Linked DNA regions of Homo sapiens: regions 2, 3, 4, 5 and 6 are each linked to region 1. Evidence: chromatin contacts called from ENCODE Hi-C or POLR2A ChIA-PET data. All regions are on one chromosome and are shown on one strand. The core of a region is the stretch at or near the end of the contact, and the rest is flanking DNA. Distances in the headings are between cores, read along the strand shown. Region 1 holds the start of TPRG1-AS1 (TPRG1 antisense RNA 1). Region 2 has its middle 21 kb from the start of LINC01991. Region 3 has its middle 78 kb from the start of LPP-AS2. Region 4 overlaps LPP (LIM domain containing preferred translocation partner in lipoma). Region 5 overlaps LPP (LIM domain containing preferred translocation partner in lipoma). Region 6 overlaps LPP (LIM domain containing preferred translocation partner in lipoma).

Evidence for each region. A loop is a pair of places that touch in the nucleus more often than their neighbours do. ChIA-PET counts read pairs that join two places held with the same protein, here RNA polymerase II (POLR2A). Pooled maps may share reads with other maps.
Region 2: a map of gastrocnemius medialis shows a loop between it and region 1 (4-fold over the local background). The contact joins the enhancer-like site here to the promoter of TPRG1-AS1 in region 1. A Hi-C loop is called at or near these places in 4 of 168 maps with a recorded cell type or tissue (PC-9, Ramos, gastrocnemius medialis and 1 more) and 5 of 50 pooled maps. POLR2A ChIA-PET finds 5 or more read pairs at or near these places in 4 of 52 experiments (OCI-LY7, Panc1, WTC11 and 1 more).
Region 3: a map of gastrocnemius medialis shows a loop between it and region 1 (5-fold over the local background). The contact joins the enhancer-like site here to the promoter of TPRG1-AS1 in region 1. A Hi-C loop is called at or near these places in 5 of 168 maps with a recorded cell type or tissue (GM12878, OCI-LY7, PC-9 and 2 more), 2 of 37 single-sample maps with no recorded cell type and 13 of 50 pooled maps. POLR2A ChIA-PET finds 5 or more read pairs at or near these places in 1 of 52 experiments (OCI-LY7).
Region 4: a map of sigmoid colon shows a loop between it and region 1 (11-fold over the local background). The contact joins the enhancer-like site here to the promoter of TPRG1-AS1 in region 1. A Hi-C loop is called at or near these places in 29 of 168 maps with a recorded cell type or tissue (IMR-90, PC-3, PC-9 and 17 more), 1 of 37 single-sample maps with no recorded cell type and 30 of 50 pooled maps. POLR2A ChIA-PET finds 5 or more read pairs at or near these places in 1 of 52 experiments (BJ).
Region 5: a map of heart left ventricle shows a loop between it and region 1 (5-fold over the local background). The contact joins the enhancer-like site here to the promoter of TPRG1-AS1 in region 1. A Hi-C loop is called at or near these places in 6 of 168 maps with a recorded cell type or tissue (Caco-2, Right ventricle myocardium inferior, heart left ventricle and 2 more) and 18 of 50 pooled maps.
Region 6: a map of CD14-positive monocyte shows a loop between it and region 1 (6-fold over the local background). The contact joins the enhancer-like site here to the promoter of TPRG1-AS1 in region 1. A Hi-C loop is called at or near these places in 5 of 168 maps with a recorded cell type or tissue (CD14-positive monocyte, Calu3, aorta and 1 more) and 10 of 50 pooled maps. POLR2A ChIA-PET finds 5 or more read pairs at or near these places in 2 of 52 experiments (MCF 10A and activated B cell).

What each region holds. Positions count from the first base shown.
Region 1 is chr3:188,945,057-188,949,650 of GRCh38, reverse strand. TPRG1-AS1 (TPRG1 antisense RNA 1) reads left to right here and starts at 2,012. Exons shown (of 2, transcript NR_046873.1): 1 at 2,012-2,372.
Region 2 is chr3:187,952,928-187,957,521 of GRCh38, reverse strand. No RefSeq gene overlaps it. Among named protein-coding and RNA genes, the nearest start is that of LINC01991, 21 kb to the left of the region's middle. Within about 2 kb of position 2,368, at least 14 of the 41 ENCODE cell types and tissues checked have a DNase peak (open chromatin) inside an H3K27ac peak, as active enhancers do; they include OCI-LY7, PC-9 and gastrocnemius medialis, where a contact is called at or near this core.
Region 3 is chr3:188,073,656-188,078,249 of GRCh38, reverse strand. No RefSeq gene overlaps it. Among named protein-coding and RNA genes, the nearest start is that of LPP-AS2, 78 kb to the left of the region's middle. Within about 2 kb of position 1,874, at least 8 of the 41 ENCODE cell types and tissues checked have a DNase peak (open chromatin) inside an H3K27ac peak, as active enhancers do; they include gastrocnemius medialis, where a contact is called at or near this core.
Region 4 is chr3:188,264,529-188,269,122 of GRCh38, reverse strand. The region is part of intron 2 of LPP (LIM domain containing preferred translocation partner in lipoma); the gene reads right to left. Among named protein-coding and RNA genes, the nearest start is that of FLJ42393, 88 kb to the right of the region's middle. Within about 2 kb of position 2,367, at least 21 of the 41 ENCODE cell types and tissues checked have a DNase peak (open chromatin) inside an H3K27ac peak, as active enhancers do; they include IMR-90, PC-3, ascending aorta and 7 more, where a contact is called at or near this core.
Region 5 is chr3:188,395,418-188,400,011 of GRCh38, reverse strand. All of the region lies in intron 3 of LPP (LIM domain containing preferred translocation partner in lipoma), which reads right to left. Among named protein-coding and RNA genes, the nearest start is that of LPP-AS1, 170 kb to the left of the region's middle. Within about 2 kb of position 2,496, at least 7 of the 41 ENCODE cell types and tissues checked have a DNase peak (open chromatin) inside an H3K27ac peak, as active enhancers do; they include heart left ventricle, where a contact is called at or near this core.
Region 6 is chr3:188,428,624-188,433,217 of GRCh38, reverse strand. All of the region lies in intron 4 of LPP (LIM domain containing preferred translocation partner in lipoma), which reads right to left. Among named protein-coding and RNA genes, the nearest start is that of LPP-AS1, 140 kb to the left of the region's middle. Within about 2 kb of position 2,000, at least 9 of the 41 ENCODE cell types and tissues checked have a DNase peak (open chromatin) inside an H3K27ac peak, as active enhancers do; they include CD14-positive monocyte, where a contact is called at or near this core.

The sequences.
Region 1 (4,594 bases), core at 763-3,262:
GAAAGAGAAAGAAGTGACATCTAAATAGAGGAGATGGCATTGAAGCTGGGTTTTGAGGGATGTGAAAGATTTGAATGTGTGGCAGAGATAGGCCAAATAGAGGCCATCAAATTCTGATGAGTTTAAAAAATTTTTTAAGACATCTCAGCCAAGGCCCAAGTGGCAGGAAAGCAGGAGGCGTCCATGGAGCACCGCGACCAGCCAGAACCCATCTGATGTGGCTGCCATGGAAGGAGTGGTAAGACCAACGAGAGATGAGGCAGGAAGGGTGCTGATGCCAGGCTGGGCTTGGTTCTAATTTCCTAGAGAGCACCAGGAGCGAGCTTTCCTCCTCTTATCAGCATGGCTGCACAAATCTCCATTCTCCTCATCCTGGACTTTTGTTGAGACTGCTCAGACCCACATCTCGTGGGCTGCTGCTAGTCTTACCAGGCTGACTGTCTTCCCTCCAACAAGGAAGGGAGTCTCATTTGAGGAACTGCACAACCTCTTCTGGTTTCTGTACCGGTCACTTTCTCTCTCTAGCCACTGGAGAAGTGGGTTGGAGCATTAGGGGGAAGTGTCTGTTTGGCAACCTCACAGGGCTAGAAAACTTGAAGAGGGTGGATTTTAGGGGCTATCCCCTTGAAAACATTCAAACGTTTGAATCTTTCTGGTGAGACCACTTGTATTCCTATTTTCCAGGAGTACACACAAGGCCAGAGGCACTTTGGACCTCAGGGCTTTCAGAGGGGTGAAAGACAAGGCGGTCAGGGAAAGACTTTCTCATTTGGCCTCACTGTTTTGTGATGTATGTCAGGAAGGTGTTATTGTGGTGAACAATGGAGAAGAAGGGAATTTAAAAGCAGAGAAATGAGTGACTCACCCAAGGTCACATAGCAAGTAACAGAGCTGCAAGCGGCTTGAATGCAAATCCCCTGGACCCAGGCCATGTATTCATGAACCTACCTCAAAGCCTGCTCTCAGAAAGAAGTGGAAGAGGGAGAGGAGGAAGACAAGAAAGAAGAAAGAGGAGGGGGAGGAAAAAGAGGGAGAGAAGCAGAGGAGGGGAGAGACAGCAGAGCCCTTCACTGTAGGTGAAGGACCTGGAACCTTCTCCTTTCACCCCTACTCACCCCCACTCCCTTAACTCCTCCTGGACCCAAGAAAATGTGTCCAAGGCTGTGCGGTAGGGAACGGCTGCTGGGTAACTTCTTTGCTGAGGCGCAAGCATGGCCCTGCGGGGTTGCTGAGCCTTTCAAAGGTCACTTGTAAACTCTGATGTGGCGCAGGGGCTGGCCCGGAGGGGCTGGGGCCTGGGCCAGGACGAGAGGACGGGCCTGCCTTTGGTGCCTAGAAATCAAAGCAGTCAACCTTGGGCTTTTTCTTCCCCCTCACACTGAGGCACTTTTATTGGCGAGATGAAGGGAGGCAGAGCGGGCCTTACAGTCCTCGCTTTGCTTTTGGAGGTTAATGACCCAGTTAGCAGCTCTTGGCTGCGTTTCCGACATTTTGCAGACATCAAGCCCCGCGTCTCTGCCAAGTACATTCTGTTCCCTGGAGCACATCCAGTGCATCTCAGATTACTATGTAATGCGACAAAGAGGGAGAGGTGGCTGGGAGGGGCATCGGGGAGCGGGGCGGGGAGGGGAGAGGGCGGGACGCAGGAGCGTGCGGGGAGGAGAGGAGGATGCCACTCTAAATATAGCTGCCCTCCTGGAATGCATCTTTCAAGGTGCTTATTTACTGCACAAGAGTGATCCCAGAGTGAGGGTACGATTGGGCCCTGTCGTCCAGGAATCCTGGAGCGCCGAGAGCGAAGCCCAGAACCAGGGCGAGGACAGACAGTGGGGGTGGGGAGGAGGCTGCAGGAGGCTCCTGGCTGGGAAGGGCTGGGAAGGTGGAATTCGAAGGGGGCGGGGCTAGGAGGTGGTGGCCCCGCCCACAAGGCCGCCGCCCCGCTTTGCAGCTCGAGCCTGAGCTGCAGCCTGCGCGCTAATTATAGACGTGAATGGAAAGCGGCCGCTTCTGAATGATCGCGTTGCTCGAGCTGCCGTTGGAAGCTTAGAAGCAGGTGCTACCGTGCTAGATACAAAGCGATCTATTTAAAAGCCCTCTGTCACGCACGCACACTTACTGACGAATCCTCTGGCTCTCTCCTACCACCGCCCGGTGGCGGATTCCGGAATTGGTTCAAAAGGCCTTGATCCCGAACACCCAGGACAGAGACAGAGTACTTTTCCTACCTCTTTCGCCTGCATCCTTAGAAAACTCCCGTGGATGAGAAGATCCCCAGGCCTTTACAAGCTGTTGTTTTACAAAAGGAGAAACTGAGGCAGGAAGAGGCGGTGGATGTGCACCAGAGCACGTGGTGCGTCGGTGCAATAGCTGAGGTAAACTTCTGGTCTCCTGACAGCCTCTCCATTTGCCTTACCGGGTTGGAACCTGAAGCAAGTCTCACTTTAACGCCGTTAATTTCCAGGCATGGATCTTTAGCCAATGATGAGCATCCTCCTCCTTTCCTGGTTCAGCGCCTGCTCCCTCCAGTCCCCACCCCCACCCCACTCCCACACGGAAAACTTGCTAATGCTGGCTGATTCTCATTGCTGGGTTTACTAGTTCAGGCCTGGAAACTGGGTAACCTCAATAACTATGACCATTTCAGTATGTGTGAGTCAATCTAATGTGCCCTCCCTCAGCATAATCCTGTCACGAGGAACGACGCAGGGGGCAAAACCTAGACTTTTCTTTCCCATCAGCATCTTGGCTGCACCTAGTGCTCACAGCCAAGTGTGTTAATGCACATGATGGCCTAATCCAGTCCATACGAGCACAGTGAAAATTCTTATGCCCATTTTATGGAATCCCTGTAGAAATGGAGTCTTGGAGGGAGGAAGTGACTTGCTCACAGTCATCTGCTGATGAGTGGTCGACTTGAGAGCCAAAACCAAGTTCTCTACCCTCGATGTGGGCTATGTCCAGTATTCATGCTTTGGCCTGCAAGGGGGAGCAGCAATCCACTTAGTAATAAAGAGGGATAAACCTACGTTCCCTCAGACACCTGGAGTGTCCTGAGGATCTCCACTCTGACCATTGGCCTTTTCTGCCTGTGGGTCTGGGGCCACTCCCACGCTAATCCACAGTATTAAACTGGGCATGGAGAGCTGCTGTCTTCTCTAGAAACCGAAATCTCCAAGTCCAGTAACTACATTCAGCTTCCAATAACAAGGCCAATCCTACTTACCACCTGGACCCATCTATGTCTCCCCACCTTTGCTGACTGCTTTGGACTTAACTCTGCCTGTGTCTCTCTTGGCTATTCCTGTAACCTCAAGATCTCCACCAGGGCAGATGGATAAAGAGGCAGCATCCAGTAACATGCTGAAAAAAGAAGGGAGAGGGAATAGGTGTGGATGATAGAATATTTTAGTTGTTTTTTATTTACCTCTTGGAAGCAAAGACTGTATCTTAGTCTTTGTAAGTCCTCCTTCTTCCCAACATATACAAGGTCCAGCCAGCCCAATGCACCGAGCATAGCAGACAACCAGAAATGTTAAAGAGTCATAAAACTTTCACATGGCTGTGGAAAATTGTATATACCTAGGTTGGTCACAGTCATGTTTCTCTGATAACAAAGATAGGTAGTTTTACAATACTGACAAATTATTTAAGCTTTCTAAGTCTCAGTTTTCTCATCTGTAAAATGGGCATAATTGTACCTCAAAGAAGCAGTACTGGCAGTGCTGAGCCAGGAAAAAAGCAAAATGTTCGCATGTGAATGGTTGTATCTACAATCAGGCTACTTAATTTGGAATCTGAATTCAGCTATGAGTCTAGCACTATGACTAGTGTCAGCACTCAGTAGTTCTTCTCACACAGGGTTGTTCTAGGAATTAAGCTGGATAACATATATGAGCACTCTGTACAGTGATATAAGATTGCTCACATACTTTATTATTAATAAATAAAGTTGCCCAGGGTTACACAGCTAACATACAGTAGAACTGGGATTTAAATCCAGATATGCTCCTGTCTCTGTCCTAGGTCTCCAGTCTCAAGTGCATAATAGTCATCATTACTGAGCACTTATTCAATAATATGGTTTTGCATTAACTGTGTCTGCTTCTATTTGAGATGCAGAAATAATAGACATGCCTTTAGGTTGGAGATAAGTAGGTAAGGGCCTAGGACAGATACACAAGTAACTGTGTAATACCAGTCAGTGGATGATGAGCGCTCTGATTAGCACAATAAACCAAATGCCATGAGCACCAGGGAAGAACAAGCAGATACTCCCCAAGGTGGGGAGAAGGGTTCAGGATGGCTGCAGTGAGGGTAAAGGAGCATGAACAGATCCTGGAAGAATTGGTAGCATTTGGACAAGTGGAGGTAGAGGTGAGGGAAGTTCCTGATAAAGGGATCAGCAAGAGCAAAGACCCAAAAGCAGGAAAAGAAAGGGAGGATTTAGAGAACAGCAAGCTTGCCAGCATTCAGAGAACATAGTGCCGGCGGAGAATGAGCAGGGGCAGAATGAGAAAGCACACTGGGAGCTAAGCAAGGAGACCAGGTGTCCCAGGGAGCCAGGGCAAGCTCAGCAGGGCCAGGTGAGTCTCTC
Region 2 (4,594 bases), core at 1,119-3,618, 990 kb after region 1:
CAAGAATCACAAGACATTTCCAGCACCAGAAGGTCATCAGTCAACAGCATAGGTGCAAAAGGGAGCGTTTGCTCTTCTACAGATCCCAATGGTCTCATGTATTTTAACAGATGAAATGCTCTGAAGGTGGGGTTGGGGGCGGCCTGGCCTTTGGAAATTAGTCACCACTCACATAGTTCTTGCATTTACACTTACAAAGCACTTTCACAGCTATTATCCAGTGAGATGGGCTGGGCAGAGAAAATTACCCACATTTTCCAGAAATCTGAGACTCCAAGTGAAATGGCTCAAGGTCATCGCTGTTAAACCCAAAGCACTGGGTGTGTTCTTTCCGGGGCCTTGAAGAACCACAGATGGGAATCAGTTACCTTTGCTCTAAACTTGAGCCATCCCTCTAGATGTCTTCCTTTTTCTTCCCACCCTTCCTCCTCCTTCTATGATAAAGTAGGGTACAATTAGTATTTTGATGATGAAATAGAAATTTTATACCTTTGATCCAATATTTTTTTCTTCTGTTTCTCTTATTTGTCTAACCATGAGAAGGCAAGCCCTACCCTAAACTATTTTTGAACCTGATATTTAGTAAATAACCACCAGCAGATGCATGTGAGTTGAGGTGGGAGACCCTTTTCTGAGCTGAGGTGGGAGATGACAGGTAAAGGCTAGCCTTAACTTCTGCCTGATGCACATTTGCTCTCTAGGCCTAGAGAGTATTATGGTTTACACAAGCTATGGAATTTAAGAAGAGAGAGCTCACTGTGTGCTGGGAGCATCCAGAGATATTCTAGCAATGGGTGCCATTATTGAAGAAGCACCTTGAAGATGGATCTGTGGGGTGGTGTGGGGAAGCAACATGATAAGGTCCAGGCCAAGTGTAGTGGCTCATGCCTGTAATCCCAGCACTTTGAGAGGCCGAGGCAGGTGGATCACGAGGTCAAGAGTTTGAGACCAGCCTGGCCAATATGGTGAAACCCCATCTCTACTAAAAATACAAAAATTAGCTGGGCGTGGTGGTGCGTGCCTCAGTCCCAGCTACTTGGGAGGCTGAGGCAGAAGAATCGCTTGAACCCGGGAGGTGGAGGTTGCAGTGAGCCGAGATCATGCCACTGCACTCCAACCTGAGTGACAGAGCGAGACTCCATCTCAAAAAACAAAAAGCAAAAAACAAACAAACAAAAAAGTTAAGGTCCAGAGGTTTAAAAAGTGCATTAGACATTGTGGGAAATTCACATAGCTTCACCATGCTGACATGGTGGAAATAATGTTAGGGAGATATTATGGAGTCATACTGTGGAGGGCCTTAAAAGACAAGCAGAGTCATTGGAATTTTATCCTATGGGCATTTAGGAGTTGCTGAAAGTTTGTGAATGGGAGAGCAGGCGAAGAAGAATGGTATTCTAGAAAACTCTTTTTAGCTGGGTATGCAAGATGGAAAATAACGGGAGTAGCTGGCAGAAGAAAGATTATAAGGAACACTGAACGTGGAGTCAAGAGGCTGACTATAATTTCTAACCTTGATTAGGTTAGTCCCAGATATAAGCATAAACATATATGATTATCTCCTCTCTAATATGCAAACCTGTGTGGCCTACCCTTCAGGAGGTCCTGAACATCCCCTGAATTGAGGGAGGTTAGAGTGCTTTGTAAACTCTGAAACTACAGAACAAACATGGGAGATAGTGATGCAGCCTGGCAGATGCATTGAAAACATGGGCAGGTTGGTGCCTTGGGGATGGGTGGTTGGAGGGAAGGTTGAGTGAATGCCAGCTCTCCATTTAGGAAGTATCTTTCCTCTGGAGGAGTATCCCCTTTCCTTCCTGGAAACTTCTGTGTCACCTGGCACAGACTGGGGGCTAGTGGAAGATGGAGGCATGTCAAGCTGGTAGTCAAGAGTCAAAGACAAGAAATCCCTGAGGTCTCTAGTAACTTCCTCAAGGGGAATAAAAAAAAAAAAATGACAAAGCTAGCCCTTTAACCCCAAGCTTGAAATCAAAATAAACAGTTGGGTTACTGTTTTGCAGAGTTGCTGAGTAATTGTAAAGGGCAAAGAAGAGTCAGTTTTCACAAGAAGATTGCTCAATGGAAAGGTTTTGCCAGTGGAGGTGTCTGGGAAGGTACAAGCAGAAGCCGGCTTAGTTATTGTAAGGAGCTGCTCATTGGAAGACAAGCCTTGGCCTCATGGAGAAAAAGGGTTAACATGAAACAGTGGGAAGCAAACTGCTGAACTGGGACTAGGTTAGGAGGGTTAAGAGAGAAGCATCTGGGCTTTCAGCCACCCTTGGGCTTCTAGTGGAAGCATTTCACAATCTCCTTTCTTCACGGGTTATGTCCTTAAATTGAACAGCCAGTGGGGGCATCTTGGGGTAGTGGAAAGTGTGTTGCAGGCCTGGCTTCAGCACTGCCTGGTGGTGTGACCCTTCCTCTCTGGGCCAGGGTTAGACTAGATGGGATGATCCCTGGGGCTCCTTTCAGATCTAGACCCCTAGGAGGTGTGGGGCAGGCGCAGCCTGTTTTATCAGATTTAAATTCAGAAAGGACAGCTACTGTAAATGACCAGGCTTTAGTGCTGGCAGTGACAGCTACATAAGGAATTTCAAATAAGGTCATCTTAAAGCAAAAGCAACTGCGTGCTTGCTGACCAAGGCTTGTGGATCAGATGAATCAGAAAGCTGGGACCCTTCTGAGTTCATGCTTACCAATCTGTGGGGTTCAGTGTAACTAGATGATACTTTCCCTAATCAACATCATGTATGGGGCAGCAAGTTCCCTTTGAACTTTAGAGAACATAAGCCACAGATGATTTCCCTCCCACTTCCATTTTCCCTTCTCAAGTCTTAGAAAATAAGATCTCTTCCCTTCCCCTTTCCCCCATTTCCCAAGCAGGTTCTCAGTGATAAATGTGCCACTTTCTCTCTTGCACTCACTTGCCCTTGTCCTTTCTGGTGAAAAGAACTTTACCGGTCCAGGCTTTGGGAAGTAGGGTGTCGGGGCATGAAGACAAAGTTCACAAAGCTCGACCAGCTGGTTCCTCTGGTGGCCCAGACTGGGCTGGGTTGTGTTGTGTGTCCACACAGGCAGAGAGGTACCACAGTGAGGTACTCTTTTATTTCTGAAGGGAAACCCTATTCTTCCAGAACAGTTCACAATCACCATTGACATTTTCTGGCCCTGCCTGCAGAATCCAGAGAAACATCCACATGAAATAAAGCTTTACCAAGTGCCAGGATTCAGTTTTAGATGAGGCAAATGACCCACAGGCAGATAAAGAAGGAGACAGGATAAGTGGAGAAGTCACTGTGATACCCTGTAGCATATGGGGATGGCCCTACAAGTATAGGGTGACTTCAAAAGAAGGAGGAATCACACTCAGATTGAAGATCAGAGAAGGCTTCATGGAAGAGATGACATGAGCTAGACCAATTATCAATGACAATTATCAATGTCATTATTATTTTGATGATTATGATTAAAGCTAACTTTTGTTGTTCTCTCACTATGTTTGAGGTACTGTGCTATGCCCTTGTATATTATCTCAGTTCCTCTTCATGGAAATCCTCCCCTGTTAGATAGCATCATTTTGTAGATGAGGAAATTGAGGCTCAGAGGTGATAAATTGCTTTTCCAAGGCCACCCAGAGAGTAAATGATTAGAGCCTGTGATTTCCATAGAGGTATGGATGTGAGATATTCTTAGTGGAGGGTAAGAATGACTGATTAGAGTGGGTACATCATAATTTTGATTGGGTAGGGAATCTGTGGGAGTTAAAGCCAGTGGGACTTGAAGACCAGTGAGAAGTTCAACTTTGTCTGCAGACTGCAAGGAGCCTGGCAGCTTTTGAGGAGGACAGTGACATAATGAGAAGATGGCTTTTGAGATGCTAATTTAGCCTGGAGTGCAAATGGACTCCAGGGAGGACTGACGGCGAGGGGATGGACTCAGAACTGGAGTCCAATCTTCTGAGAGGTGATGAGGGGTTGAGCTAATGGTGCCAGGCAGGAAGGAGAGTTAGAGAAGCAACCTTAGTCTGAGCAGTTGTCCGTCCATGCCCTTGCTTCCAGCACCAAAGGCACAGCAAGTAGAAAAGAAAGTAAATAAAGACAGTCTGCATGCTGGTGAGGTTCCACAGGTTTCTCGGGAGCTTGCCTGTCACTCATGTCTGATGTCAGGTGCTGGTAAGGTGGCTGCCAGTCTTTCCTCACCTTCAGGTGCAGGGCAATGCACCCTCTGAATTAGACCACTTTACCAGTCCAATTTGTATGTTTTCTCCATCACTCTTGTCTCCCCACTCCCAAAACCCCAAAGAAGTGGAATCAAATGAATCAGAGTTGTTTTCTTTTTGTTTTTCAAGTGGAATCAAGGTCTGAAGGAGAATACCTGGGCGGAACCAAAGATGGGATGCTCTGAATCATTAGTCACCTTCAGGGCATCAAACAAGAGGTGAATCAGAGAGACAGGGAGAAGGGCAAGAAGTAATGAGCTCCTGGCGCACTTGTGAATTTCAGAGGCCCCATGTAGACCGCTAGTGGGCAGATGCTCTGCTTCCAAGCTCCTGAGGTTCCTCCTGCAATGAATGTGGCTAAGGCCAAGGAAACAC
Region 3 (4,594 bases), core at 625-3,124, 870 kb after region 1:
CCTCCCAAACCAGGCCTCTTAAAGTGCTATATGCTTCTGAGCACTTGTTGTACTATGATTTTGCATTTATTTATGTGATTAGCTGATTACTAGACCATAAGTTCCACAAGGAAAGGCAGTTACATCTGTTTTTTTCTCACCATTATCATCTCAGTGTCATCCCTGTTGAGTGAATCAGTGATTGATTAGATATCTTACAGAATTAAGAGCTGTATATATTTCTTATTTTAGAGTATGGAGGCCAACCAGTTATCCAAAAGATCCTCTAGGTATTATGATACATACAGACACTTGCTATGGGTGGTTCTCCATCCAAACAACACAATCAACATTCTGGTTTCCAGTGAAACTAGAAAAACTAAGTCAGTGGAAACTAAGTCAGTAGCTTTCCTCACACATCTTTGTCGTCGCGAGGCTTATACCAGTTTGGAAAAATTTAATTTTAAGAGCTTATTTGGCAAACATTTACTAAATATCTACTCTGTGCCACATGCTGCGTTAAATGAGAACCAGACATAAAGTGTCTCAGCCATGGTCTCCATCTTGGAAGACTGGAGTTACAGTGTGGGAGGGATACCTGTCAATTCCACATCAAACTAAATGGTCGGGGTGGAGTCATAGTGAGGGCTGTAAGCTGATGCTCTGGGGCCCCATTCGGTCTTCCTGGTTTTGTTTTTGTTTTCGTTTCTTTGGCTGTACACTCCTTCTGAAACTTTTTGACCTGAATGACTTAGGCCAGTCCCGTACATTTTGTTCCTTTAGTCTTCCACCACGCACTTCTGTCTCATACTTTGCTGGGTATTTCTTGTGTTTCCACTGCCTGCTTGGCCCCGAAGTACATCCAGTTGCTGACCTTTGGTTGGGGCCAATCCTTCTCTGGGGTCAGTGGTTGGCCAGAGAGAAACTGCTTTTCACATTCCTGTTTTGTGCAAGGAACTGTGGGAGACACATATAATTGGATCATGCAGGGCCCTGATGTCCAAGAACTCACAGTCCAGTCAAGAAAGTGACACACACTGTCTCAGAGTGTTTACCAAAGCAGCTGTGAGAAGCGACTGGAGCACATGTTTTGATCCCTGTGTTTGCAGCTCCTGTTCATGGCATGGCAAGATCACCATGCAAGCCCTTATCTTGTCTTCTTTTAGGGAAATTAACTGTGGTTCTGTTACTGTGTGACCATGGGTAAATTACTGCAACTTCAGCTCATTGAGCTATGGTTTCTACACCTATAAGCTGGAAGTGATATTAGGGGACAACCAGGTTGTTGTGAGGTTTAAATACACAATGCAGGCCCGGTATGGTGGCTCATGCCTGTAATCCCAGCACTTTGGGAGGCCGAGGCCGGTGGATTACGAGGTCAGGAGATCGAGTCCATCCTGGCTAACATGGTGAAACCCCGTCTCTACTAAAAATACAAAAACAAAATTAGCAGGGCATGGTGGCGGGTGCCTGTAGTCCCAGCTACTCCGGAGGCTAAGGTGGGAGAATGGCATGAACCCGGGAGGTGGAGCTTGCAGTCAGCTGAGATCACGCCACTGCACTCCAGCCTGGGCGACAGAGCAAGACTCCCTCTCAAAACAAAAACAAAAACAAACAAACAAAAGGAATATATATAGAAATGCTTGGCATAACATTCTGTATAGAAGAGATAACCAACTAATATGGAGTCTGAATCCTGCTTTATGGTGACCTTCATAGACCCTGTTGCAGAATATGTTTTGGCAACTCTCAGGCCTACCTTTCATAGGAAGCCTCAGCAGGGGATCGGGCAAACCTCATCCCTGCCCAGCCATCAGCTGCACAGAACACTCTGTGCCGGCAGCAGGCCTGGCCATGTGACCTCTTCTCCTTCTTGGCTGTTCCCACTGGCAAGCTGTGAATAGCCAGAGACACCCTCCATAATGCTGAGACCTTTTCCCAAGGAGCCCAGCGGGAAAAATGTTCTGTGTCTTTGCAAAGCCTGACCCTCTTCTGGGGCCAATTCTGCTGGAGATACAGAGAACCTAATTGTTTCATGTACTTCACGTCTCTCTGTTGGTGGCCACTTAAACCCTTCTTTACCATAATGAATGAAATGCTTCAAAGAATCAGGATCCAGCAATCTCAATGGCCCCAGGAGCACCAAGACGTTCAGGTTGACAGATTCAGAGAGTGTCAGAGCAGGAAGGCATCTTGAGCTTATTTGTCCAACCTCCCCCTTCCCCAGCCACCTTATAGCTGAAGAAGTTGAATGTCAAAGAGACAAAGCCACAGACAGACCTAGATCTCTTGCCTTCCAGGCCTGGGCTTCTGCTGTGACACCATCCTGCTTTCCGCATGTGGAAAGAAATATTGAGTGTGGTTGTGTGCGTGTGCATGGGGCCCCACTAGTGCCAGTTGTCGCAAGTGATAGATCAGACTCAGCCAAAAAAAAAAAAAAAGTTCACATGGTTGGGAATGTGGGAGACAACAGATTAGCTTGTACAACTGAGATGCCAGGAGGACATCTGGCTTTGGCTGTGTTCTTGGGATCTGGTTTTGCTCTCTCCATCTTTTAGCTCTTCTTCCTTTATGTTACCTCCATTCTAACATTCTCTTTTCTCTCAAGAAGACCTCCATAAGTTTCCAGGGTGAAGTCCTTTAGGATAATGTGCAGTGGGGGAAGTAGGAAAGTTCTCTGTCCCAGCCTTCTCTGCAAAAACCCTAAGGTTCGCTCTGATGAGGCTTCTTCTATCACATGCCCTCTTGTGAGCCAATCACGGGGGCTGGTGACTGCAGTGCACTAACTGATGTAGGCCTGAGCCATGCATTCCACCCCAGGGCTGGGGACAGGTCCCACTCAGACCTCGTGGACTGAGAGTGAGATGCTTCTAGAAAGGGGAAATGGGGCTCTAGGGCCAAAGCGTGAAAAATGTTCTCTGCACCCCTCTGGGCTTCTGTGTCTGATAATTAGTTTCATTGTGTATTAGGTTTATCAAATTTTCCATCTTCCCAAAGTAGGAAATGCTTTGACCTCTAGCAAATATGATAGTGCAATTCTTATAGTAGAAATAAACTCAGAAAAGACTGCAACATTTCCCTGGGTGAGGTGGAGATCCTGGGCTTTAGGAAACACACCATCCCACTGTTGATCAGCTAATCCAGGCCTTGTTCTGCATTTGCTTCTATTAAATAAAAAATGAGACATGTAAATAAACAAAGACAAAATCAAGCAAACTAAAAAAAACTCAAAGGCCTAATCTTTCAGATTGCTAAGAAATTCTGATTAAACATATTCCAACATAAGACATAGGCCATTGTAGCTACGTAAGGACGTTGCTTGGTGCTTGAGAATATGTAAGCCCTCAATGAGCACCAATTTAACATCTTCTTATTTTTATTTGTATAATTTTTTTTGAGACAGAGTCTCCCCCATCCCCCATCAGACCCCACCCCCCACCCCGCCGTTGCCCAGGCTGGATGGAGTGTGGTGGTGCAATCTCAGCTCACTACAACGTCTGCCTCCCCGGTTCAAGCGATTCTCCTGCCTCAGCCTCCAGAGTAGCTGGGATTACAGGTGCACACCACCACACCAGGATAATTCTTGTATTTTTAATAGGGATGAGGTTTTGCCATGTTGGCCAGGCTAGTCTCGAACTCCTGACTTGAAGTGATCTATCTGCCTTGGCCTCCCAAAGTTCTGGAATTTCAGGTGTCAGCCACCACACCCGGCCTCAGTATATCATCTTCTAAAAGTCAGGTAAGAGCTACTTGCACCATTTAAGAAGCATTTTCATGACAACTACTGCACAATCTGTATGAAGGCAGAGTGCCGCCTGTCTCCATTCTACAGACAGGAGAGTGAGGCTGGGAGAGGTGAGCAACTTGCCAGAGGCCATGTTGTCAGTAGTAGATCTGAAAAATCATCCCAGGCCCTTCGACCCCAGAGACCTTAATCTTTCCAGCATATTGTGGTCTCCCTGGAGACGTGTCAATACTTTCTATTATTTTCCTTAAAAGGAAACATCATATTCAAAAGGCAAATTAACATTAACAATCCAAATTCTTTTTACTATCAGACTGGTAAAAGATTTAAAAGGATCAATGAAATCAAATTTTAACTAGGTCATAAGAAAAGATCCTCTCATATGTTGTTGGTGGGTCTGAAAATTGATACAATATATTTGGAGTCAAATTTGGCAATTATCTTTTAGAATAAAAAATAATGGCATTTTGGCAGGTCATGGTGGCTCACGCCTCTAATCCCAGCACTTTGGGAGGCCGAGGTGTGCAGATCACCTGAGGTCAGGAGTTCGAGACAAACCTGACCAACATGGTGAAACCCCATCTCTACTAAAAATACAAAATTAGCTGGGCGTAGTGGTGGGCCTCTGCAGCCCCAGCTACTTGGAAGGCTGAGGCAGGAGAATTGCTTGCACCCAGGAGGCGGAGGTTGCAGTGAGCTGAGATCGTGCCACTGCACTCTAGCCTGGGCGACAAGAGTGAAACTCTGTCTCAAAAAAAAAAAAAAAAAATGGCATTTTAGGGGTTGTTTCTAAGGAAGGGCATAAAAAGTGTTCATTGCAGCTTTGTTTATAATAAACAAAAAAAATGGAGACCACCTAAATTTCCCTTC
Region 4 (4,594 bases), core at 1,118-3,617, 680 kb after region 1:
CACCCACAAACCAGCTTTGTTATTTCAACAGCATGTTTTATATCTCCTAGGACTCAGGATGGGTAAAGATCACATCCTATACTGATAGACCCCTGGAGGCAGCAATCTTAATTAGAATTCGAGGTCCATCAATTCTGTGAAGTATAACCTTGAGCAAGTTATTTATCTTCTCTATATTTCTAGCCATTCATCAACAAACTGGACATAATAATTTCTACCTTATAGGGTTGTTGAGAAGATGAAATAGGCCTGTAAAAAGTATCTACCTAGTAACATTTGAAATATATGTAAGCGGTTAATAGGTAGTACCTGTTAATAGAATATTCATTCATTATTCCTGCCACGAGGAGAATGAATGATATGGCACAATGGCGTAAGTCAGTAAGCCTAAGCTTCAAATCCCCACAATCCTTCTCTACCTAACTGTGAACTTGGGCGTACAGGTATAATCTCATTGAATCTTGTTAAATTACGTTTAGCCTAAAGCTGCCTCCTCCGTCCTAACAGGATGTGTAAACAGGATGCAACCTACTCTTGTACCATTCACAGAGTTTCAGCCAATCAAAGACAGCCAACTGTTCAAACCTATTCAAATAAGGAAAACACCAAGCTGTAACCAGTCCAGCTGTTTCTGTACCTCACTTGTGTTTTCTGTCCGTCACCTTCTTTGTTCTGTCCACAAATGTTCTTCAACCAAATGGCAGTGCCAGATTATCTGGTTTGGGGCCTGCCCAATTCACGAATTGTTCTTTGCTTAATTAAACTGTGGAATTAGATTTGTCTAAGGTTTTTGGGGGTTGTTTTTTGTTTTGGTTTTGTGTTTTTGTTTTTTTTGTTTTTGTTTTTGTTTGTTTTACAGTCTCCTTTGCCCCAGAGTTGTTGTGAGGCTCAAATGAGATCTTAGCTGGGAAAAGCTCTTTAGAAATTGCCTTGCAATGTGAAAATGTAAAGCGTGGTCACAAAGGTCAGAACCTTCTCTGAAGAATAGCAGAGTGTCACGTGCAGGTAGGTGCAGAATAAATATAAGTGGAGGAGGGAGAGATGGCCCGTGCTCTACCTTCCTTTTGCAATGCAAACTCAGCAAAAAAAAAAAAAAAAAAAAAAATCCTTAAAAATAGTTGGAATTCCATCGATTCCTCTCATAAGTGTTCCTAAGGCAGAGGCTATAGTCCCAGAGCCACAGCAATGGTGGCAGGACTACCACTCAGCTGAGTGTAAGAACGAAGTGCTGGCCCTGGGTTGCCAGACACGCAAGCCCGGGTTTAGGGATGGAGGTCTGGGGGGTCCTGGGGCTGACATCCCCCTTGAGAAGAATCATCTAAAGTGAGCATGCTAAAAGGGTTTCATCAAAGCCCATGTCAAGAAACCAGCAAAGGTCAAATCTCTTACTGGACACATCTTCCTGATCTATAGAGGATCTTTCTCAAGCTTGAAAGATATACAAAGAGGCAGAAAGCTGAAAGAATGCTGAGCACAGGTCATCAGGGCTGTAGGGAGCCTTAAAGCAACTCCAGTACAATGGCTTACTAAGTGGGTCCACAGAGGCACAGAGCTCTTCTGGGGAGATAACTCGGCCCTGGCTAGAAGCCTATGAGATCTTCCACCTTTTAACAACAGCACCACCATTTAACTGCACTTTGATTATTTTACATATTGAGATTTGACATCCCATTTTGTGAGGGATTTATAAAGAGTTTCCATGAAGAAGAAACATCTGAAAACACCGACATCCAAAGAACTTACTATTGTAGGTTTCACAGCCAGTTATTACCTGAACTAACAGAGATTCCTCAGAAAAAGTCCTGGGAATGAGGGGCTAGTAAGAAACAACCAAAAGAGGACAAGAAAGCTCCAGAGAGCATGCACAGCAGTGAGCGAGGTCAGCTGAGCCTCTCAAAAGCCTGGAGATCCCTAGAAGGACTTGAGAGGCAAGAAGTCAATGATCATGGGAGCTAGAGGGAACAGAATGTTCCAGGAACTGACCCCTTCACGTCTCTCCACCACACTCCCTCTGGGTTCTCACACCCAGGTACGCTGCTGCTCAGGAAAGATCTTCCTGCTTGGAGGAGGGACTTGGAAGCAGAAAAGCAAAGCAGGAAAGAGGAGAGCACATGCTTTTTCTCTTCTTCTGACTCTTCTGAGGTTACTGGTCAAAATCCTTCATGAGTAACAATGGACTTCACCTTCCCATTCCTCTATCTTTCTATCTGCCAGATAGGCACAAGTAGATCCATACCAGCTCTAGACGGGTTTGGTGAAAGGGCCGGGAGGATTCTGTAATCTGCTCAGTAACGGCAATAGAAAGTGCTAAATAAGTGCGTCAAGAAATATTTCTGGAAGAGCTATGCAACTGGAATGCTTGGAGAGCCACCCGCATGGCAATAACTCGATCTGTCCTCATTTTTTAGAACAGACATAAACCCGGGTTTAAAAAAGGACTCATGGCTCCAAAGCAGCCAAATAAATAAATAAACACAAAGAAATCTCTCAGTGACTTATGGAAGCCATTAATGAGAAAGTTATGTACATAATAAGAACTTGATTTCCTTTCTCTCTCTCTCTCTCTCTCTGTCTTCCCCGTCTCTCCTCTCCTCCCCTCCCCTCCCCTCTCCTCTTCTCTTCTGTCTCTCTCGCGCTCTCTCTCTCTCCTTTCACATCTTCTCCCCAGCCACTTTTGGTAGTGAGCAGTTTGCTGTGTATCCAAGGGAAGCGACAGTCTCCTGCGCTGTGCGGCCAATCCATCTAAAAAACGTATCATCTGTCTGTGCGGCAGAAAGCCCAGTTGGAATAAGCAAGTTCTGTGCGTTCAACTAGAAAACACTTCTTGTTCTCGCTGTCAAAATAATTCTGTATTAAACTTCTGGGATATGTGACTAATGTGCTTGGAACCTTTGGAGTGACTGGTTTATTTATTTTAGGGAGGGGAGTGCTGCTGCTGCTGCTGGTGAGGGTGGTGATATAGAAAGAGGAGGAGGAAGAGAAAGGGAGGGGAAAAAAGGATGGGAAGAACACACACATGGTCTGCTCAGAGATCTCACATCACCTTCTAGAAGCCTGCATTGCCGCACTTTGTTACAGAAGCATGAGAAGGAGCAGAACCAGGCAGCAACAGAGAAGTAAAGACATATAAAGACAGGCAATGCACACTCCCCAGAGTTAAGGTTGCCTAAGAGTTCCTAAAAAGACTCTGAAATGTATAAAGTAAAAGCAAAACACATACACACACACACACACACACACACACACACACACCAGAGTAATCCTATCACAGCCCTTTTACAAAGCCCATGACAGCTCCTTACTGATTACCAAAAAAAAAAGAAGCCTCCAACATTACAGGAAGGCATAGGAAACTTCTCTGATTGGATACAGATATCTCACCTCCAGACTCAGCCTCCCACTCCCAATCTCTCTAGATATTTTCATGTCTCTGCTATTCCCTCTGTCTTAAAGACTCAGCTCTTTCTTTCTTATTTGTTAAAGTCCTAGCCATCTAGCAAAGCCTAAAACAATATCCTTCCCCCAATCCCCACAGCAAAGCCCTCCCCAATGGCACAAACAGAACACCTTGCCTTCTCACAGCGTTCCTAACTCTAGCATTGATCACTCTGTAGCTTGTCTCCAAGTATTGTTAACTGTTGGAAAACTTATTTACCTATACCTGTAACCATCACCCTTCCTCCCTTCCCCAGACACCAGTCTCCTTGTAGCACCCAAAGCATGAGCACACACACAAACATGAGCTCTTTCTTCGCAGACAGGGGTCCTCTTTCACTATCTTAATTTCTTCAAGGCCAGCCACTGTGATGCCTCCATATACAGGCCTTCAGTAAGCACATGGCCATAGCTGAACTTTTGTGCCATCCACGGAAAAGCATCTTTAGCGATAAACTCAAGAAACATAAAACAAAACAAAACAAAACAAACAACAACAATAGCTGAAAAATCTGCAGAAAGAAAAGACCAGGAATTTAATTCGTGCTAAACCTCTAAAGTCAGTTCTTAAAAGCTGCTTTTCTCTCTTCTCCAAATCCAGTGGTTTTGTTCAATGCTTCTCTCCTGCTTTGAGTCAGAAAGTGGGTGGAAGTTTGGGGAACTAAATGAAGAAGGGTGACGCGAGCAGAAGGCTTCCAGTGGAAAACAGATGAGGAGATCAGGTAAATAAATCTAAGACACATCATTTTTATGACCTGACAAATAATTGCAGGTTGAAATCATCTGCTTACTTTGTGTTTTGTTTTGCTTTTTTATTTTCTCCAGCTACTTACTTATAATATTCATATGTTATAAAAAGAAAAAAAAGGAAAGAAAAGAAAGAGAGAGAGACACACACAGAGAGAGAGAGAGAGAAGAAAAAAGGTGTTTGGGGGTGGCGAACAGGGGTGGGGAAGTGACCAGGACAATGACGAAAGAACGATTTGGCCTGTGTGCTGCTGGTCAGCTTTGGCAGGCCCTCACCCTCTGAACTTTCTCTCCAGAGAGTTATTTGACAAACAGAGTTTCAGAAAACAATTTTCACTTTCTTTCTCCAAACCCCACCTCCCTCCCCTACCTCATTTTAAAAATCAGCTCCAACCTCCTAAAGAGGAAAAGA
Region 5 (4,594 bases), core at 1,247-3,746, 550 kb after region 1:
GGACCCGCCCCACGTAGGTGGGAAAACTTAGTGCCATAGGCAAACTGACAATTAATACTAACAAAGCTACTAAGCCTCTCTCAGGATACCATGTGAATGTCAAGTCACTGTCACCCACAAAAACAGAAAGAAGTAGTGTTTGGTCATATTTTCCTTTTTTTCGTCCAAATCAATATGCTACTCTTCTAAAAAGATTTATATAGATCACCAAAACTGAAAAACAAACAACCGTTACATCATATTATCCAACATCCAGTGCAATAAACTTAGAGTAGTGTTTATCAAAACAGTCTGCACACTAACCTCATATGGGGATCTTTATGTATATACTCTGATTCAAGGGTTGAGAATAATTGACTTAGAGCATTTCTATTAATCTTTAAATGACATTGTATTAGTCCCTATATCTTCCTGGCAACTAACTCAAGGCCTAGCTCTTGGTCAGTGTGCACTGAATAAATGAATGATATTAGAAAAGGGACGTAGATTAACACCACAGAACTGAGGGACTATTTGACTTAAACATCAGAAGTAGCTGATGGCAGACTAACGTTTAGCATTCATGTCCCTTAGCAACATTTTCTTCATTTAAACAAGCTGTTACAATTTAAATAACACTCTCCTATAACTTTGAAGGTTTTTTTTTTTTAAACATTCTCTTTATACAAAAGTCAGTACCTTCCTGGAATTTCAAAACTGCTTTCCTAATCATCCACTAAAGTGGTATAATGTGGTTTCCCCTCTGGGCTATACGGCTCTCCATTATTGTTCACATCTCAGTATTTAGTGGAAAGATGCCTGATCTTCAGAATTCAGACCCAGCTTCTAGTCTTGGCTCCGCCATGAGCCCACTGTGTAACTTCCGTTATCTCTGAAATCTTGTGTCCTTCTCGAAAAATGTAGTGATGGAATTAGATGGTACAAATGACAACTCTGCTCACAAGCTTTTATGAGTCTATGAAAGATCTTGACTTTACAAGTAGCCAACGCCAAGTAAAGCAGATTCGATATCACCCGTGATTCTCCTCATTGTTTTGATATCATCTGTAATTCTCCTCTTTGCTCATCAGTGAGGAAGCACAGTCCTCTTTTTCTCTTTTTCTGTCACCCGTTTCCCTGACTCTTCTATCCTCCCCCTTGAAGGAAGGATTCTTGGGTTGATCTCAGAGATTAACAAGGTATCAATCAAGATGTATCATGCACAAGTAAATAAGTATTTAGGCAAACCTTTTCCAAACGGGGTAAGTCCCTACCAGCGTAATTGCGAAGCAGATATGCTGTGGCATGTGGTGGAGGCGTGGGAAGACAGCATTGAAGAATAAGGCAGGCTGAAAATTACACACAATTGTTAGTTGAACAGCAAATGTATTCACTCTTCCTCTGAAGCATCAGGTCACATAGAGCCGGAAGGGCAAAGCAGGATCTACCATGGGCTGAAAATGTCAATGTATTCACTCAACTTCTTCTTACAGACAGCTTTGGCCCAGCACTGGCTAAGTGCCCCACTCTCTGCATGGACAGCTGGCATTGCTCAGAAGAGGTAACGAGAGAACAACGCTACAGAAATGCCAAACCTTTATATAGGCTATCTGAGAGACATTTGGAAAAACTGGAAAAGGCACTAGACTTAGATGCAGAGGACTTGGGCGTACTTTCTATCTAGCTCAGTCACTAATTGGGTCTATGACTTTCGTTCTTAACCTCTTTGAACCTCAGTGACCCTTCCTATCTGTACACTAAAGATTAGATATCCACTACCATTCCCTCTAACTCTCATGTTTCCATGATTCTCCCACAAGTCCACAAGTTCAAGGAGCTAAGGTTTCTTACAAAACTATGTTTTAACTCCTATGAGACCAGGGAGTGTAGATGAGGGAAGGTAGGGTTGGAATCAGCACATTAAATGCCCATCTGCCTTGCACAGAGTACCAGAAAAAATAAATTAACACTAATGGTGCACTCCTTGTTCTTGGCAATGCTGCAGGTGACAAGAAAAACTCAGCGGCATTTCAGGATCCAAATAAACTACGAAGCAGCAAGGGAGAGAAGCATCAGGTCTAGACCAGTAAACATTGTCTCAGATAAAGAAGTGAGACACGGCCGGGCCCAGTGGCTCAGACCTGTAATCCCAGCACTTTGGGAGGCCGAGGAAGGCAGATCGTTTGAGGTCAGGAGTTCAAGATCAGCATGGCCAACATGTTGAAACCCCTTCTCAACTACAAATACAAAAATTAGCCGAGCACAGAGGTGCACACCTGTAGTCCCAGCTACTTGGGAGGCTAAGGCAGGAGAATCACTTGAACCCAGGAGGCAGAGGTTGCAGTGAGCCGAGATCGCGCCACTGCACTCCAGCCTGGGAGACAGGGTGAAACTCCATCTCAAAAAAAAAAAAGAAAAAGAAGTGAGACACAACAGTGACATGCCTCCACGCTGCACTTTCACTTCAGATTCAGAACGGCACTCGAAAAGGAAACAATCAACCCTGACAGGGAAACAACAGCACTGAAAGATCAGGACTCTCAGGAGAGAAGGTTAAGGACGGAACAAATACTGACTAAGTGGCCTTTAGTTTGCCACAGTTTCTATCAGTCAAGGAAAAAAAGACATGGTTGACAATAGCCAGGACAGACTACTTAAGAGCTAAAAGGTCATAGAGAACCCCAGCTAGGAGAAATCTTAGGAAATAATTTACGTCTTCTAATTTGAGTATTCAAATACCGAGATTTAGAGAAGCTAAAGAAACTTATCCAATGTAATAGAGCAGCTAGAACATATCAGAGGCTGGGTTTAAACCCAAATATTCTGTCTCCAAAGAGCATCTGCAGTGGGAAAGTTTGATTACACAAGCTTATAACTCTATTGCTAGATTATAACTAGATGGGGTAGGTAAAAGGCAATGGAATAGGGCACAGAAGTAAACAATTTCTCTGCCAAGAAAGTTCGCAACCATGGCACTGAAAATTAGCACAGAAGATAAATGGCCCCAACCTTGCATTCCAGGTCACATTTGATAACAATTGTTCCACGTGGCAAAGTAACCAAGAAAATGTGAATTCTCTCTGGACCTCAGTTTCTGCAGATTTAAAATAATAAGCAACTAATGATGACCTTCAAAATCTCCTCCCACAACTTCTTATGATCCACAATGTTATGGCTAGTCTGTGGAGTGTGCAGTGCTGGCAAAAAAACGGGCTCCTTAGCAGGTTTCTTCTAAGTCCTTGATTCTTATAGACTGCTTTTCTGTTCAAGGCCAAGAGAAAACAGGCAACAATAGCCTGCACCTCTTTGAGTTCAGTAAATCTGCTTCTAAAGGTGGAAATCTGGATTTGTAAAGGTGAGACGCTAAGTGCCTAATTCATAAAGATTTTGCCCCTCACCCAGGAAAAAGTGACGATAGGAAAAATCACCAATATGATCTCTAATGAGACCTAGCAATCTCTTTAACGGTTATCTAGCATCTTCTATTTCTAAACCTACCAATAACTGTGTAAGTCTGCAAGTTAACTGCAGCTCACTTAGCTGTGTTTCCCTGACAGCTTGTTCAAACTTGTATTAAAACATGTAAACACTCCATTTTAGATATCCATTTACAAGTGTGTCATGACCATTAGTCAGGCCATGAGATTTTGCTACCACTTTAGGATGTTCTAATTATCTTAATTTTTTAATGATTCTGTTTGTATTTTTCTGTTTTTGAATATTTATTTTGATATCTCAATAAAATAAGGAAGATTTTAAAAGCAATTTTAGTTATAACTTGAAAAAGTAGAAATTCTTAATTTTTCCTTCAATGAATATGAGTCTACTATTGATGAACGTTAAGACATATTTACATCTGATAACACTGCTTGTGACTGTGAACCAATGTTGATTCAGGCCACATAATCTGCTAAGAGTAATCATAGCAACAAGATGGGGAGTTAGAGATTATACTTCAGCCTTTTGAACATCATATTGTTCACAAAACTGTCAACTGTGTTGTTTGTATCCTACATCAGAACTACTATAAATTAGCTTAGAGCTTTTGAATTGAGTTTGGACATTATAATTTATTTATTTGTTTATTTTTATTATTATTATTATCATTATTATTATTTAGAGACAAGGTCTCACTCTGTTGCCCAAGCTGTAGTGCAGTGGTACCATCATGGCTCACTGAAGCCTGCAACTCCTAGACTCAAGTATTTCTCCCACCTCAGCCTCTCCAAAGTAGTCGGGACTATAGGTGTGCCACAATGTCTGGCAAATTTTTTAATTTTTTTTGTAAAGACAGGGTCTCACTAGTCTCGAACTCCTGGGCTCAAGCGGTGCTCTCACCCTGGCCTCCCAAACTGCTGAGATTAAAGTCATCACACCTGGCCTGTAATTTAAATTACTATTATTGAATTAATATTTTATTGTTATTGTAAATTAAAGTTTCCAGTTTAATCTCCGATTCTCTAATTACATATCATCTTAAATATCTATTAAGAAAAAGCTCAGCTGGGAGCAGTGGCTCACACATATAATCCTAGCACTTTGGGAGGAGACCCTGGATTGCTTGAGGCCTGGAGTTCGAGATCAGCCTGCGCAACACAACAAGATGTGTCTCTGG
Region 6 (4,594 bases), core at 751-3,250, 520 kb after region 1:
TATAACGTTCAATACTCCAGTTGAAATACATTCAGTGAAAGCTCCACGCCACCTCCTTATTCTTAATATATATTTCTTTTCATTTTAGAGGTAAACAGACTAAAAAAATGTTCTGAGTTAATCTCCAGCCTAGATAGAGATAAGGCTCTAAGAGAACCACTAAATAGCTTCTTGGCAAGAGTCCTCCAGCCCCTGCTCGTTTTTCTGGTGTACATAGCCAAAGCAAAGGTCATCCCTTGTTCATTCCTATCCTGCACAGCTCTTGGCAGAATACCTTAAAGGTCCTAGGCACTTAATGGATGTTTGCTAAATGAATAAATGCATGTGTGTTCGCACTGAGCTCTTCTTCCCATCCCTTGAGGCTCTTGTCCAATCCTCCCATCCACACATTTCAGGAAAAGTAAAAAGAAAAGGTTACAAGCTCCTTTTAAAGGTTCTAATGCCATCAAAACAGACTAGAAATTTAAGCAACAACAACAAAACTAAATGTCAAAAAGTAATAAAGATCCTGGGTCTTTATCTAGCATATCATCCCTGGGTGATATTATCCTCATACAACTTGGAAGAACCAGCAAGACATTCATTTCTTTATTCTATCCTCCTCCCCAACACAAGGATAACCTGGAAGAGCTTTAAAAAAAAAAAAAATTCTTCTTGCCGTAGGTCAAATTCACACATGATCACCTATAGCATACACACAAAGACCTCTCTGAATCCACCCTGATTCATAGCTACATTTTTATCTTAGAACTTCGTGCCTTCAGCTAATACTCTGATTTCTATTAAAAATGAAGTCCTTCTGGGAGGGTTCCATTTTGACATACTTTTATCAAAGATTTAGAGGACGTCTCTCCTTTTGATAGCTATCGCTGTATACACAGATATAGTAGATATCGGTAGCTCAGTACATGCACATTTAACAAATATTTTTGTATAGACTTTGGAAGTGAGCAAATGAAATACAGTAGAAAAATCATGAAGTTTGGATTTAGAGATATTTGTGTTCAAATCTAAGATCCATTCTTTGTAAGTCATGATGCCTTGGGCAACTTACTATCTCTCTGAGCCTTAATTTCATCACTTGAAAAATGGAAATATTAGTACCAAACTTCAAATAATGCTATGAAGATGACATACCAGATACCCGGCATACAGCAGGAACAAATTAAGTGTTAGCTTCCTCTTAACTACATGCACTTAAGAACATGAATGTATATTTTGCTCAGGTGTAGAGAAAAAGATGTGTAAGGATATTAGCTTAGAATGAAAGGACATGGGGTTGTCAGAGGAATATACTGAGGGCGTACAGACTGCGGAGACTATGACCCATGTCACAACCTAACTAAATTCACGATATTCTATGGGAACAATTTTACTCCATGCACTTCAGGAGTAACCAATTTTATGCAATATCTGTAGTTGAATCATACTTTTGTACAATCTTAGAGCAGGAAGGAAGTGAAGAAACAATATTGTTCAATCACATTGTTTTACAATTGTGGAAACTAACCCAGAGTCATTTGTTGATTTACATAGGCCTCAAGAATGCAGGGAGTGTCCTTTCCATTCACCCTTCCCTCCAGTGAACTCTTGTCTTGTACAGTAATTGCCATTTTGATTGACTGCCACCTACTTTTCAGCATGGCTAAGATAAACTCAGCTTGACTCTGGCAGACCTTTTTGATGGACCATCCCTGCATAATTCTGAGATTATATTCACAACAAAATCAAATTTTAAGATAAATGCGAGGTCTTCGCTAAAAATCATGGCTCTTTATACTCTGTCTCGTGCTCCTAGGGTTGGGTTTATTCTTGAAAACAGAATGTTTGAAGAGTGTTTCGGTCTTCCATGGTGCCCAGCTTTCAACTACACGTCTTTCATCCTTCCAATCCCTCGGTGACTCTAGCTTTGCCTTTCTCTACTTCTGAAAAAAATGCCCAACTAAGGCACTGGTCTATGACCAACAAGTTTCCTGGCAGCTGTTCCAGTGAATAAAAATTTCTTGGTAGTTCTCAAAATAGGCACAGTTTCTCAGATGTGTTCTCAACCTTGGGCTGGCTGTTTTCTAGGGTAAAAGGCAGTCATTCCAGATGACAACCATTTCACGCAGGTTAATTTTCATCTGAATCATATTCAATATAGAGAAAACTGTATGAGATAAGCTGCTTAGGAATACTATAAACTTACCATTAGCAAAATATGATACCTCAAAAATCCCTATATTTAAGAAAACTGTGGCTGTAGCACTCTAAAAAGAGTAAAAGTATTTGAGAGCCAAGAAATCCTAAAGAAAAAAAAAGTTAATTATGTAATAATTCAATGAATTAAAGGAAAAATTCTGGAACAAATAACTTCTACATATAAAAAAAAAATCTCAATGTTGAGCTGGGTGGGGAAGACTCAACATCATCAGTGATGGTGTAAAGCATTTTCAACTTTACTGAACTTGGCCTTACTATTGGGCTTTCAGTTATGTCTATGCCTTCTCAGGTTGCAACAAAAAGATTTTCAGAAATTTTCAGAGATAATCTTGCCAGTGCTGCTTCTCCAGATGTCTAAGGATGTTCAGTCATCTGCATCTATTACTCTAACTGCACATTATTTACATTCTAAACAAACACATGGTATAACAAATCACACAGGTAAGTAAAAGAGTGCAATGATTGCTGCCACTTCATCATCTTAATTGTATAGGTTGAGTTTAAAGAGTTTTTTTCACTTTTCCAATTAACTGATATTTCAGTCACGGTACAACCAGATAGTGGTGGTGTGTAACTGTAATGCTCAAATAACAAACACTTGGTATAGACAGAGAGAAGGAAGATAACATGCTATCCTACTTTTAAAAATAATTAAAGAGCTGTAAGATAACTTAAACCCATGTACAATATAAGCCAGGGAAAGTTGTTAAAAAAATCACATAGGAAATTCTGATAATTTTCTTAATAATCTTAGTTTTGCCTTTACTATTACTCATTCTGAACTCTAGTTTTTCCAACTTATTTCCTCAAAATTTAGACTTATTAAGTCTAAAGACCTCTATGCTCCTTTAGGCCTAGTAAGTCTAAATTTTGAGGAAATAATAACTTATTTATTAAGCTATAGATAAACCCTATTTGTCCTAATCAATCTGGTTAATCTAATCACAAGAAAAGCTTTTAACTTATTTTTGATCTTCTCACTCTCAGAGATGCTGTGTTCTTTTCTATTTAAAATAAAGGAAGTAGTTCTTTCAAAAATACACACATTTTTTAATGTCAACCATAATACGGCCACATATAACAGTGCTATAAGGAAGCCTGACATGGTGTAGAAAAATGTGAAGGTGCTTCCTGGCAATTGCACCTTTGTTTAGGAAAAGGAATTCTCTGAGAGAACCTTACCATTCCCTTTCTGCATTCAATAGCAATATTTTCAGTTCTTGGTCCTTACAAATGAGGTCTTTCCGGATGTACTACATTAAATAATTAAGAGACTCTGCAGTGGAACTATTCCGCTTAAAGAAAAGAAGACGAGTCAGAATGAAGGACATATCTCTATTATGAAAGGGAAGACGGGCTCATATAAGCAAGATGAATTGGCTTTGTTTTTTGCAATTTATAAGGGCAGGACTAGGAACAAAGGTAGGTTTCAGGAGCAGCAGGTTTTACCAAAACATGGGGAAATACTTTCAATCTAAAGTAAAATGGATGATGCATAAATAAAACATATGCTCACTTTCACCATATAGTAAGGCCAATGCAAACCTAAGATTGCCTAAGAGGACCCACCTGCATCAGGGACTGTTACCATTAAGCCTCGTGTCCTTCTAGAGAGTTTGAGGTCATTACTTTGGCTTTGTCTTTGTTTTTATTGGGATATAGAACAATGTATCTCATTAAATTTGTGCCTAGGCATTTTAAGGTGCATTTTCTCTGCAAAAGGAACTTACTTCCACTATCATTTCTAAAGTATTGTTACAATTAAGGGCATCAGTTTTGCACATATAAATTGAACTGGGCCCTCTTAATAAAACTCATAATTATTACTTATTCAATAATAATAATGTAATGTTTCTTCTGTAACTTAACCATACGTTACACATTGTCAATATAATGATGAAAGGCTTAGAGTTCCAGCTCTCAGTCTAGTTAACAAGGTAACTCTAGTGCTGTCTCACTATAGAAAGTACTTATTTTATTTCTTTGTCTAATTGTTCCTCATTGTTCCTTTCCCTAGGATTTATAACTCAAAAGTGAAGAACAGAAAGGTCCTATCTGATGAGGATTGAGTCACAATTATAAAGACGTGATCAGGTTGTTCTTGTTTTGTTTTTGTTTTTTTGAAGGGCAGGTAGTTACAATTTTAAGTACTAACTAAACTCCATGGCTAGAAATTATAAATTTATAAGACTAAAAGATAATCTCATGTTATGAAGGCAGAATTTAAATAATAATAAATCTGATCTCTCAAAAAATCAGAACTTCCTTAAGACAGAAAGCGTTCTTTCAGTTTCCTGCACTAGAAATACTCAATATAAGCCTGAAAAACACCTTGACAGTGATTATATGAATTCAAGCATCAGTGAGAGATTGGCCTACCTTAGCAGTTCTA